2 separate regions of the Homo sapiens genome follow, and region 2 is linked to region 1. A link is a contact called in ENCODE Hi-C or POLR2A ChIA-PET data. All regions are on one chromosome and are shown on one strand. The core of a region is the stretch at or near the end of the contact, and the rest is flanking DNA. Distances in the headings are between cores, read along the strand shown. Region 1 overlaps MED26 (mediator complex subunit 26). Region 2 holds the start of IFI30 (IFI30 lysosomal thiol reductase).

The links. A loop is a pair of places that touch in the nucleus more often than their neighbours do. ChIA-PET counts read pairs that join two places held with the same protein, here RNA polymerase II (POLR2A). Pooled maps may share reads with other maps.
Region 2: a loop to region 1 is called in a pooled map, with 9 times the contacts of the local background. The contact joins the promoter of IFI30 here to the enhancer-like site in region 1. A Hi-C loop is called at or near these places in 1 of 37 single-sample maps with no recorded cell type and 3 of 50 pooled maps. POLR2A ChIA-PET finds 5 or more read pairs at or near these places in 2 of 52 experiments (activated B cell and activated CD8-positive, alpha-beta memory T cell).

What each region holds. Positions count from the first base shown.
Region 1 is chr19:16,580,849-16,586,293 of GRCh38, reverse strand. All of the region lies in intron 1 of MED26 (mediator complex subunit 26), which reads left to right. Among named protein-coding and RNA genes, the nearest start is that of SLC35E1, 11 kb to the right of the region's middle. RefSeq lists enhancers at 1-4, 1-301, 35-684, 939-1,475, 2,175-2,364 and 2 more and a silencer at 4,482-4,531. Within about 2 kb of position 1,858, at least 32 of the 41 ENCODE cell types and tissues checked have a DNase peak (open chromatin) inside an H3K27ac peak, as active enhancers do.
Region 2 is chr19:18,171,448-18,176,889 of GRCh38, reverse strand. IFI30 (IFI30 lysosomal thiol reductase) reads right to left here and starts at 3,077. Exons shown (of 7, transcript NM_006332.5): 1 at 2,917-3,077; 2 at 1,668-1,850; 3 at 1,505-1,579; 4 at 1,193-1,285. The coding sequence starts at 3,048. RefSeq lists enhancers at 1,850-2,515, 2,643-2,712 and a silencer at 3,023-3,332.

The sequences.
Region 1 (5,445 bases), core at 609-3,108:
CTGGCCCTCAGTTACCTTATCTGTAGAGTGCGCTTGTGAGGATGACGTGAAAGAACTTGGCACAAGGGCAACCCACCAGTGATGGTCCTGTGCGAGTTGTGCCCGGTTGGGCCTGCCCAGGCTCAGCACCCTTGGGACTATTGGTTGGTCAGACCTTGGGCAGCACAGGGTTTCCCCTTTGCTACCACAGCTGCATTCCCAAGAGGCTGGGGATCTCAGGCGGGGTGGGAACAGTTCAGATGTGGAGAAAATGGAGAGGCAAGCCAAGGGGCTGCTGGGACTCAAAACTCAGTCTCAGTTCCTTGTTTCAGACCAGGGCTGGAAATCCCCAGCAGTAATTACTCAGGGCCTGAGGGTTTTACTTACACACCCCTGTAATAAAGCGAGGAAGAGGTTGGCCAGTAGCGGGTCCACTCCACTGAACAGGCCCCAGCTTTGCACTCAGACCCAGTGATCCTCTTCACAGAAGAAAAACTCGGACACATGCCGTGGCCCAATTAAAATATTTGCCGACAGGAGTTTGGTTTGAAAGGTGATTCCACGCACCCTGTCGTAGGTGGGTTTTCAGAAGAGTCTAGTCTTCCGGACTCCGGAGGGGTCAGAGGTGTCACTGGGTTTCACAGGGCCACAGAGGAGTGCTGCTGGCTGGCCTTTGAGGGAAACCTGGAAAGAAAGTTCTGAGTGGCTGTGTCCTGTGGCTCAGCTGTGCCCAGAGCCATAGGATGTGGATCGCAGATGGGAGGGAGGTGGTGCTGACTGGGGCTGGGCAGGTCCTGGAGTGACGGCTGTCCCTTCCCTGGGTTACTGCTGGCTCATTGTTATGTTTCTCCCCTTCTGGAAGAGAGTGACCTAGCCCCCACCCCTTCTTGCCAAGTCCTCCCTCCTGGTCTGGGCCACTTGAGGGCCTGTCCTCTCTGTGGTGGTGGCTGTCCTGGGCTCCTTCCTGGTACAGGTCAGGCCTCTCCCTGCAGGAAGGAACTGTCGACCTAGCGTGTGCCCCTGGTTCGGGCTCTCTGTGGTTTCCTTTAGAAGAGAGGCGTGAGGACACCTGAGAGTCGGACCGGGATGGACAGCTGGCATGGGTACTCAGAGCTCCCCTCTCCAGCCCCAGGGGTGCCTGCTGTTTCTGCACCAGGTCTGTTAAGCAGCAGCCCAGTACCAGAGTAGGGGAGCTTGGTGAGGGGCTCCTGGGGTCTCACCAGATAGATGGTGTTGTGCAGTTCAAATCAGTTAGGAGGCCTGAGACTTGAGACAGGCTCACGTGGAGGGAGGTGGCATCCTACCCAGCCCTCGGCCCTTGCTGCCCCACTCAGGGGCCAGATGGTGGACAGTGAAGCCACTATGAGGAGTTGGAAACAGCTATTTGCTCACTTCCCCTTTAGATGGCTGCCAGTCCTTCTAGATCAGTGAACTCTCCCAAACAAATGCTAGGAAATAGATGTATTTTCTCATCTTTATTTGTGAGAAATTTCAAGCATAAAAGTAGAGAAAGGTAACCATCCTGCTTCAGTAGATAGCTGCTTACAGCCATGTGACTTTGTTTCACCCATCCCCCTCCTGTCACTCACCCTAGGGGATGATTCTGTAGCAAATTCCAGATTGTATTATTTCTTCAGGAAAGTGTCACTGAAAGACGAGGATGCGTGGTGGGTCTTTAATAGCTCACACGGAGCGTGGTGTGCTGTGAAGTCGCATACAGGGTTCCCCACTGCTCCCAGGGTGTGGGAGAATGAGGTGTCTCACGCAGCTCCAGGCGCCTGACCCAGGCTGCTTCTGAGGGGTGCTGGCCCCTCCCTCAGGCTGTCTCTGTGCGTGTCCAGCCCCGCCTCCTTCCTCACATTTCCTGTGAGCTGAACAGCACATGTCACCAGTTAGGCTGGCTGGAATTGTGGCTTAGCACAGGCTATGGGGCTCTCTGGGGACAAAGGTGCCAGCCTTTCCGGAAGCCTTTCTTTTTTTTGTTTTGTTTTTTGTTTTTTTTTGGCGGGGCGGGGGGGGGCAGTGTTTGGGTTTCGGTTTTTTTTTTCTTTTTCTTTTTTTTGAGACGGAGTCTTGCTCTGTCACCGAGGCTGGAGTGCAGTGGCGTGATCTCAGCTCATTGCAACCTCCGCCTCCCAGGTTTGAGCGATTCTCCTGCCTCAGCCTCCCGAGTAGCTGGGATTACAGGTGCACACCACCGCGCCCGTGGAAGCCTTTTTAAGTTCTCATGTGGAAGGATGACCACAAAAGAGCCCTGGGACAGCCAGACCTCTTGTGGTCTTGGGCGAGAAGTTGTCCCCTCCATGCCCCCATGCGTGTGTTCCTGGGGCATCCCTGAAGTGTGGGGCACCTGTGTGCTGAGGGTTGTGCTGGTGGCCCCAGTTCACCCTCTGCCTGGATGCAAACTGTTCTTCCTCAGTATCTATGCTAGCTGTGATGCCTATGACCTGAGACCAGGCCTCCCTGCTTGGTTTTTCTGAGATTCCAGAAGGACGAGATTAATGTTCACATTCCTATTGGCCCATGTGTACCTGATCATGCCTCATGGATTTCCATTCTAAGACCTGAAAGTGTTCGGTGTGACAGTGGAGTCAGTTCCATCAACATTCATGTACCAGGCGGCTGGGCTGGACCTGCATGTATACCTGTGCCACACCTGGTCCCACCTGCTAACTTCCTGCCCTGCCTGCCTTTGGAGCAGGCACCCCAGGGAGGTCCCACCTGCTTCCAGAGTGCTCCTTGCTGCATTTACCCCTGCTTCTCCTAGTAGCTGCATGGAGGTTCTGCTGTCGACACCCCCCACCCCCACCCAACACCCTTGCCCTTCACAGGCACTTCCCGCAGCAATGAAGAGGCCAAACTGAAGCAAATTAAGTGGGCAGGGGCGGTCAGTGTTGGTAGAAAGGGGAGGCAACGCCTGTCTTCGTTGATGGTTAAGGAAGTTCAGACCCATCTGCATCTATTGAGGGGTCCCTAGTGGAGAAGTGAGAGGCTACAGTTCCTGACGGGATTCCTGCCCCTTTGGGAAAGCAACTTGGCAGGTGTTTTGAGAGGTTTTTTTGGACTGGGAACAAATCCCAAGGGAGAATCCAAAGGAGGAGGGGGCCTCAGATGTGCCAGGCTATTCCTGACAGCAAGAGGCTGCAATTGGCCATCGGGCCACAGACATGGCCCTGGCAAGCCTGAAGAGCTGCCTTAAAGCCATCTTTTGAGGCCATCGCCTGGAGCGGCTCCCCATGTGGAGTCAAACTGTGTCTGTGCTGAGATTAGGATCTAGTGTACTTCCCCAGATAGATGGACAGGTGCCAAGGGCATCCCAGAAACAGGGCAAGGGCAGGTGGTCTGTGGGGGCAGTCGCTAAGGGGGATAGAAGACAGGTTGTGAAGGAGCCACCTTGGGTCTTTTGGGTCTGTTTTTCCTCCCGGTGTCCTTACCCATGGCCTCTCCCCTGCCGCAGGGCTTTGGTGCTGTCTGGCCAGCTCCCTGCCCATCCTTCTCCAGCTCTTTTCTGCTTTCCAGCATGGAAGTCGGTCTCCAGCCCAGGTGGACACAGCTCGTTCTGCCACATCCTTTTTTGACCTCCCTGGGAGGCCACCTTAGGTGCTGCCCTCCCCCTGTGGCCTGCCTCCCTGCCCTGAGGGTTCATGCTGGACTTAGCAGGCCTGGAGTCAGAGCGGGAGCCTCCCCTCAGCCACATACGAGTCCTGGTGTCTCTGTCACTCACAGAGGGCCACCTCCATGAGAGTGGGAGACCTGCCACTCCTGGGTGGGGGGTCAGTTGGTTGTTAAGGCAGGGTCCCCAGGGCCAGGGTCAGAAGCCAGCTCCTATTTTGCTCCTATGGGACCAGCACCAATTGGGTGCTAAGTGTTCTTTGGGACAGACTGTGGCCATCTATAAAGAGGCTCTGTGGAGCCTTCTGGCTCAGTGTGCCTGGGGTCGGGGCCAGGCCCTTTGCAGGGATTCCTCGCTGCATTGCTCAGTGTCTGCCTCCTGGGCCTGGGAGGCCTGTGTCTGGATGCCCAGGTGGTGCTCCCCACACAGTGTTCAGACTGCTTGACATCAATGCCCCAGAGGTCGCAGGGCAGGGCAGTCTCACCTTGCCCCCATCCTTAGCTCTGCTGACATCACTGACTGCCTTCTGCTGGCTCCAGGGAGTGGCCGCACTGGACACTCACCCTCTCTCTGTGTCTTACACAACACACATTTATCATCTCAGGCTCTAGGGCTCAGAAGTCAGCTCCAGTCTCACCGGGCTGGGATCCAGGAAGCAGCGAGCTGCGCTCCTCTCTGGAGGATCCATTTTCTGCCCCTTCAGGTGTTGGCAGAGTTCATCTGTTTACGGCGTAGGACTGTGGGTTTCTAGCACCTTACAGGTAGAGCAGGCGGGCTCCTCTACTCCTCAGGTGAGCAGCTCACACGGTGGGGACAGAAAGGGGACTGCCAAGGCTGTAGCATTTCCCTTGGGGCTCCTAGAGGCTGAAGGCCTCTCTGCACACGCTTAAGCGTGGCTCATAAGGCAGGGGAGGGGCCAAGGGTAAGGATACACAGTCACAGGGCCCTCACACCTTCGCCTGGTGTCCCCAGCTCCCACACAGTTTCCAGGAGACTCTTGGGACTGGCTGTTAGTTCAGCGGTGATTTCTGGGGCACCAGCTCAGTACCAGACCCTGGGGTTGCCCAGGTGTTCTGTCTCCTCCCTCTTGTCTGGCAGCAGGATGGTGTCTGCCCAAGGACAAGGACACTTTGTGCCACCAGGCTAGCTGGGTCTGGGCAGTGTTCTGCTCTGCAAGGACTGCTGCTTCAGGAGTATGTGGGGAACCAGGGCTCCAAATATACCAGGGTGAGGTCAGCAGGGTGGAGGTGAAGCCATGTGGCAAGCCCAGGGACTGAGTCGGTGCTGGAGTGCCTGGGGCAGGGAGTGGTTGGCCTTGCTGTCTGTCTGGGACTGGCCTCCTCATCGCACAGTCTTCCCCTGCACTGATCCCTGCCCATTGCACGAGGAGTGCGGACAGGACTGTATCTCCCCTCATATCACCCGTCCACCCCCACCATGACACAGCTTGAAGCAGGGTTTTCAGGGTCATTTGGAGCCCTGAATGGAGAACATTGCAAGGCAAGGCCGTTGTTGCCAAAGAGCAAATGGGCCCATTGGCAGGGCAGCTTTGTGGGAGTTCTGCGGGGACTGCTGTCGTGGCTCTGCAACTTTACACCCAGAGGAGACAACACGGGAAGGGAGGGAGTGGCAGTGGCTGCCTCCCACTGGAAGTGGGGCAGAAGAGTAGAAAAGCCAGAATCCATGAGGCCAGCAGAATTAACAGCCCTCAAGGACGTCCACATTCTAGTCCTGGAGCCTGGGCACATGGTACCGTACATGACAGATGTGACTAAGGGAACAGCCTGGAGATGGGGAGGTGATCCGAGATCATCTGGGCAGGCCCTGCCTAGTCAGGGAGTCCTTAGAGATGG
Region 2 (5,442 bases), core at 1,828-4,327, 1.6 Mb before region 1:
TGACCCCCATAGTATCTCACTTTACTCAGGACCTCCACACAGGCTGATCCCTCTGCCAGGAACACCCTTCATCCTCCTTCCACAGTGTCTCCTCAGTGCCCTCTCCTTGCCACTCTCTCAGCCCTGATCTAACCCTGCAGGACTAGGGTGTCACTAGGTGAGGCCTCTTGGGTGACCCGGATGTTTGATGAATGAATAAATGATTGGAGCCAATGAGTCACTTCTCTGGGAGTCATTCTTCACAATCCCCCGGGGAAGTAGGTGGGGTCTGTCCTATCATCTCCACATCCCATCATCTGTGTCTCTGCACATTCCTGCTCATCCTTCCATGCCCAGCTCAGAAATGCCTCCTCCAGTAAGTCCTCTGTGATCACTCATGCTCCTAAGAGACCTGCATTCATTCCCCTGATTCAGAGATGGAGGCTTCAAGAGGGGAGGCTGGGGCCGGGCGTGGTGGCTTACACCTGTAATCCTTTGGGAGGCTGGGACAGGCGGATAACTTGAGGTCAGGAGTTTGAGACCAGCCTGGCCAACATGGTGAACACTGTCTCTACTAAAAATACAAAAATTAGCCGGGCATGGTGGTGCACACCTGTAGTCCCAGCTACTGGGGAAGCTGAGGCAGGAGGATCACTTAAACTGAGGAGACAGTGGTTGCAGTCAGCCAAGATTGCACCACTGCACTCCAGCCTGGGCGACAGAGCAAAACCCTGTCTCAAAAAAAAAAAAAAAAAAAAAAAAAAAAAAAGGGCTGGGTGCGGTGGCTCACGCCTGTAATCCCAGCACTTTGGGAGGCCAAGGCAGGCGGATCACAAGGTCAGGAGTTCAAGACAAGCCTGACCAACATGGTGAAACCCTGTCTCTACTAAAAACACAAAAATTAGCTGGGCATGGTGGCACACAACTGTAATCCCAGCTACTCAGGAGGCTGAGGCTGGAGAATCACTTGAACCCTGGAGGTGGAGGTTGCAGTGAGCTGGGATTGCGCCACTGCATTCCAGCCTGGGCGACAGAGCGAGACTCTGTCTCAAGAAAAAATAAAAAAATAAATAAAATAAAGAAGGGTAGTTGTTTTCCTGGGCTGCACAGACAGCAGTGGTCAGGGCTAGGACTTGAATTTGGGTCTGCCTGGATGCAGGGAAGGTTACCACCCATGTCCCCCTCCTTGGGTGGAGTGAGGGGCGTCACTCACTAGTGGCAGACTTCTCTCCATGTCCTCAAACTCTTCCATGCAGACAATGGTCAGGAAGGCTAGCTCCATGTCAAGTTCATCCAACACGCAGGCCTGGGGTTTGGAGAGGGGGCAGGAGAGGGCATGAAGAGGGCCTAGGGTACCCTGACACCCTCTCGTAATAATCACCAGTACCCACCCAGGAGATAGGGAATAAAGATGTGATTAAATGGGAGCACACGAGGCAGAAGACAGAGCTGGCATCCTCGTATTTGCCTCCTGTACGTGGGACAGTTTTCCCCCACCCCAGTGTGGGGCCCTGGGGCCGCTCACCTCCACCTTGTTGAATTTGCACTCCTCTTCTCCATGCTGGCACTTGAACTCCCACCTGCCACTGACATTTTGTTCCTGCAAGGCAGCAGGGTGAGAGCCTGCTGGTAGGCTGGGTCCCCTGCTCCCCTGCCCACGTGCCTCAGTTTCCCCAGCGCCCACACACCTGTGCGTTTCCGTAGGGCACCAGCGTGACATTGAGGATCTCCATGACCAACAGCCATGTTGGGAAGAGCTCCCGGATCAGGAAGGCTCGGCAGCCACCGCACAGTGCTTCATAGTAGAGGGTCACATTGACAAGCGGTGCATTGGACTTCTTCAGGGGCCCCCGCAGGTATAGATTGCCTGTCTGTGGATTAGGAAGGCGTGGGAGGCAGGTGTAGCCCTGGGCAGTTCCCCACTTCTCTCAACCCCACTTGGTAGTCTTGTAGAAAGGGGGCTGTGATACGCAATTCATCTTGCACGCCTTCCAGAACTTGCCAGGTGGAATCTTGACTTTGAGACTTTTTTTTTTTTTTTTGAGATGGAGTCTCACTGTCGCTAGGCTGGTGTGCTGCGGCACGATCTCGGCTCACTGCAACACCCGACTCCCTGGTTCAAGCAATTGTCCTGCCTCAGCCTCCTGAGTAGCTGGGATTATAGGCACATGCCACCACACCCAGCTAATTTTTGTATTTTTAGTAGAGACAGGGTTTCTCCATGTAGGCCAGAATGGTCTCGAACTCCTGACCTCGTGATCTGCCTGCCTCAGACTTCCAAAGTGTTGGGATTACAGGCATGAGCCACCGCCTCCGGCCTTGGCCCATGCTCATTTCTTGTCACTTCACCTGGAGACCTTGCCTCTGAGCTGAGCAAGGGATCCACGTGAACCCTTTCCAAGTCCGACTGAATAGAGGCGGCACCTAATAGGTGCTGACTTCCGGCTTCAGCTGAGGGGTGGCGGGTGGCCCATGTCGCTGGAGCGGTGAGCAAGTCGCTCAGCCTCTAGGGCATCTGCCTAATAGGTCCCAAAGACACGCGAGCCCTGCCCTGGCTGGAATGAATGCATCAAGGGTAGCAGCAAGAATGCATGCCGGCGGCCCTTGGCCAGCTGCTGAACTTGTGCCCTGGGCCACAAAAGGAGACCCCAGCTCCTGCCCCAAAAGTACACAGTAGGCGCTCATTGAACCCTTGGGCGGGACTAGGCGGGTGGAGGCAGCTGCGCCTCTCAGATGCGGGATGCGAAAGCGAAACGGCACGGAGGGAGTGTGGCCGCAGCGCCGGGAACTGAACAGGGTTTTTCCAGGAACCCGGCAGGGACAGCGTCCCCTCGGGGCCCTGGTCTTCCCCTGTGAAGTCTGGGGAGAAAGAAGGAGCCGCGTGCCCCGACAGGGCGCCTGTTCCCTCCAGCCTGCCCGCCCTGTCGCCGTCCCTACCTTGTAGTTAACTGGTGGCCCATTCCCAAAGAAGTCTAACGCTTGCAGAGGGGACGCCTGCACCGCCGCCGTGGGGACGTCCAGCAGCAGCAGCAGCGGTGGCAGGAACAGCAGAAGTGGCGACAGGGTCATCGCAGCAGGGGCAAAGGTGTGGCGACTGCAGCGGCTGCCTGGGAAATAAGCGCCTTTAACCAGGCGGCGGTCCCGCCCCTAACCCGGGCCCGCCTCCCGATGCCCACGCCCCTCGGGTCCCGGGCCAGCGTCTCTCCCTCCTCCACTCCTTCCTCTGAGTGTCCCACCCCCACCCCTGCCAGGTGCTGGGTCCCCAGTCACGAGGCCATTGGGCCCCTTGGCAATCAGCCCTGCCCAGGCACGTGAGCCCTGGCGCAAGACTACCTTTAGGGGAGGTGAGGTGGGGCCTTTGAGACAGACACAGGCTGAGAGGAATGGTGGTGTCTCCACGCACCCCTAGACCTTCTAGGGGCGGCTAGGGGACTTGAGGCCCGAGACCCACTCTCAGAGTGGGCCTGTGACCTAACAGGGGTGACGTCGGATGGAGGCTGGGGATGGGATGGAGGCCGGGGTTTTGGGGGAGTAACTGAAATATTCAGGCCCCCGAGAGTGGGCAAGGCCTGTGTGGCCAGGTCTCCTCCCTCCAGTCTCGCCCGTGACCTCCCTCACACCCAACCCCCACATCCTGCCCCTCAACCCTTCCCCCCTCAAACTCCTGACCCCGACGCTCCAGACCCCTCACCGTGGTCCCGTGGGACTGACTCAGGCTTGACCACAGCCACGCCGGAAAGCAGAAGCTGGCGCAGGGAGTGGCGTGTCATTTCTCTAGGGTACCCACCCAGCCCCACTTCTGGCTTGGGGTGAAGAGAACTGGCCTTCCTTCTTTTCATCGTTCAAGGCTTGTGGGGGGTGGGGGGCAACCTGGCCTTCAAGGGACGCCCATGGGGGAGAGAGGCAGCCTGTGCTGTCTGGGATAGGGGTGGGGTGGCTTGGAGTCCACCTGGCTTTGGATTTGAGTGACAGAGCCTCAGCTTTCCCTTCTGTGTAATGGGGAGAAGGATAAGGTTTGGGGAACAAGAGTCACCATGGAGGGCTCAGAGGCAGGTGGGGGAGAGTTGTCCCAGGCTGGGGCTTCTGGATGGCATGGTCAGGCCTTGGTGCCTACACAGGACAGTGGCCCCAACAGTGAAGGCAGAGAGAATAGCCTGGAAAAAAGGCCCAGATGGAGGCTGGAGTGTTGGGGGAATAACTGAGACATTCCAACCCTGCCAGGCCTTACATTCAGGGCAAGACACATCGGATCCTAGGGAAGAAAATGTCCCACACCCAGCTGGAAGATATACCTGAGTCCCCAGCTGTGCCCCCCTCTAGTTGTGGGGAAGACCCTGGCCACACACACAGTAGCTGGTTTGGGAGCCGGAGCTTCTCTGAAGTCCCAGTGGCTGGATGGTCCCCGAGCCCATCCCTCAGACGACCAAACCGTTGGCAAAGGCTCCCCAAGACTCACCACCCCAACTTTGGTGCTTACCCTATGCCGGGTGGGATTGAAGAAATAACCATAAATATAATTGCTACAATTTTTCCAGTAGTTACCAGGCACCAGCCCTATTGGAAGAAATCATAAATGTAACCCTACAATGTATTGCTCTCTGGCTTGGTGCCAGGCATAGAGTGGGCCTACAACCCATTTTATCATTGAACCCTCAGAAGCATCCAGTTGGGGCTGGGGGTAGGTGCTACTGACTCCAGCTGGTAACAAATAAATGGCTGATCAGAGAGGGAAGGCTATTTTGCCAAGGACACACAGCCAGTGGTTGAGTGTTTTTAGAGACCACACGGGATATTCTCTTCCACCCCCAGCTCAGCATAGCTGGGATCATAAAGATGGCAACCTTTCTCCTGTGAGCACCTATGCAGTGAGAGGCACAATCTGGGCTGGAGTTATTTATGGGTTATCTCCAGACAGGACACATGGCAGGGACAGTGCCTGGCAAGGCTAGGGGGCTCTGAGGCTAAGGGAGGCAGGTCCTGTCCCAAGGTCCCAGCAGTAGACTGGGTCAGAGTGGAGGTTTCTTTCTGCACTTGCCCCAGGTTCAGCCTTGTTGGGCCTTGAGAGGTGGCTGTACAAAACAGACAAGGACAGTGAGGCCCCAGGGTTGGGGAGGGCTGAAGGGACAATGACGTCGCAGTGGGGGTGTGGATTCTGGGTGTGATGGGGAGGGTGGTAAACAGGAGTCCAAGTCAAAGACGCCATGAGGCCACGCGTGGTGGCTTACGCGACTCAGGGAGGCTGAGGTGGGAGGATCACTAGAGGCCAGGAGTTTGAGACCCACCTGGAAAAGGGCAAGACCCTTTTTTTTTTTTTTTTTCTTGAGACAGAGTCTCACTCTGTCACCCAGGCTGGAGAACAGTGGCACGATCTTGGCTTGGTGCAGCGTTGACCTCCCAGGTTCATCTGATCTTCCTATCTCAGCCTCCCAAGTAGCTGGGATTACAGGCATGCGCCACCATGTC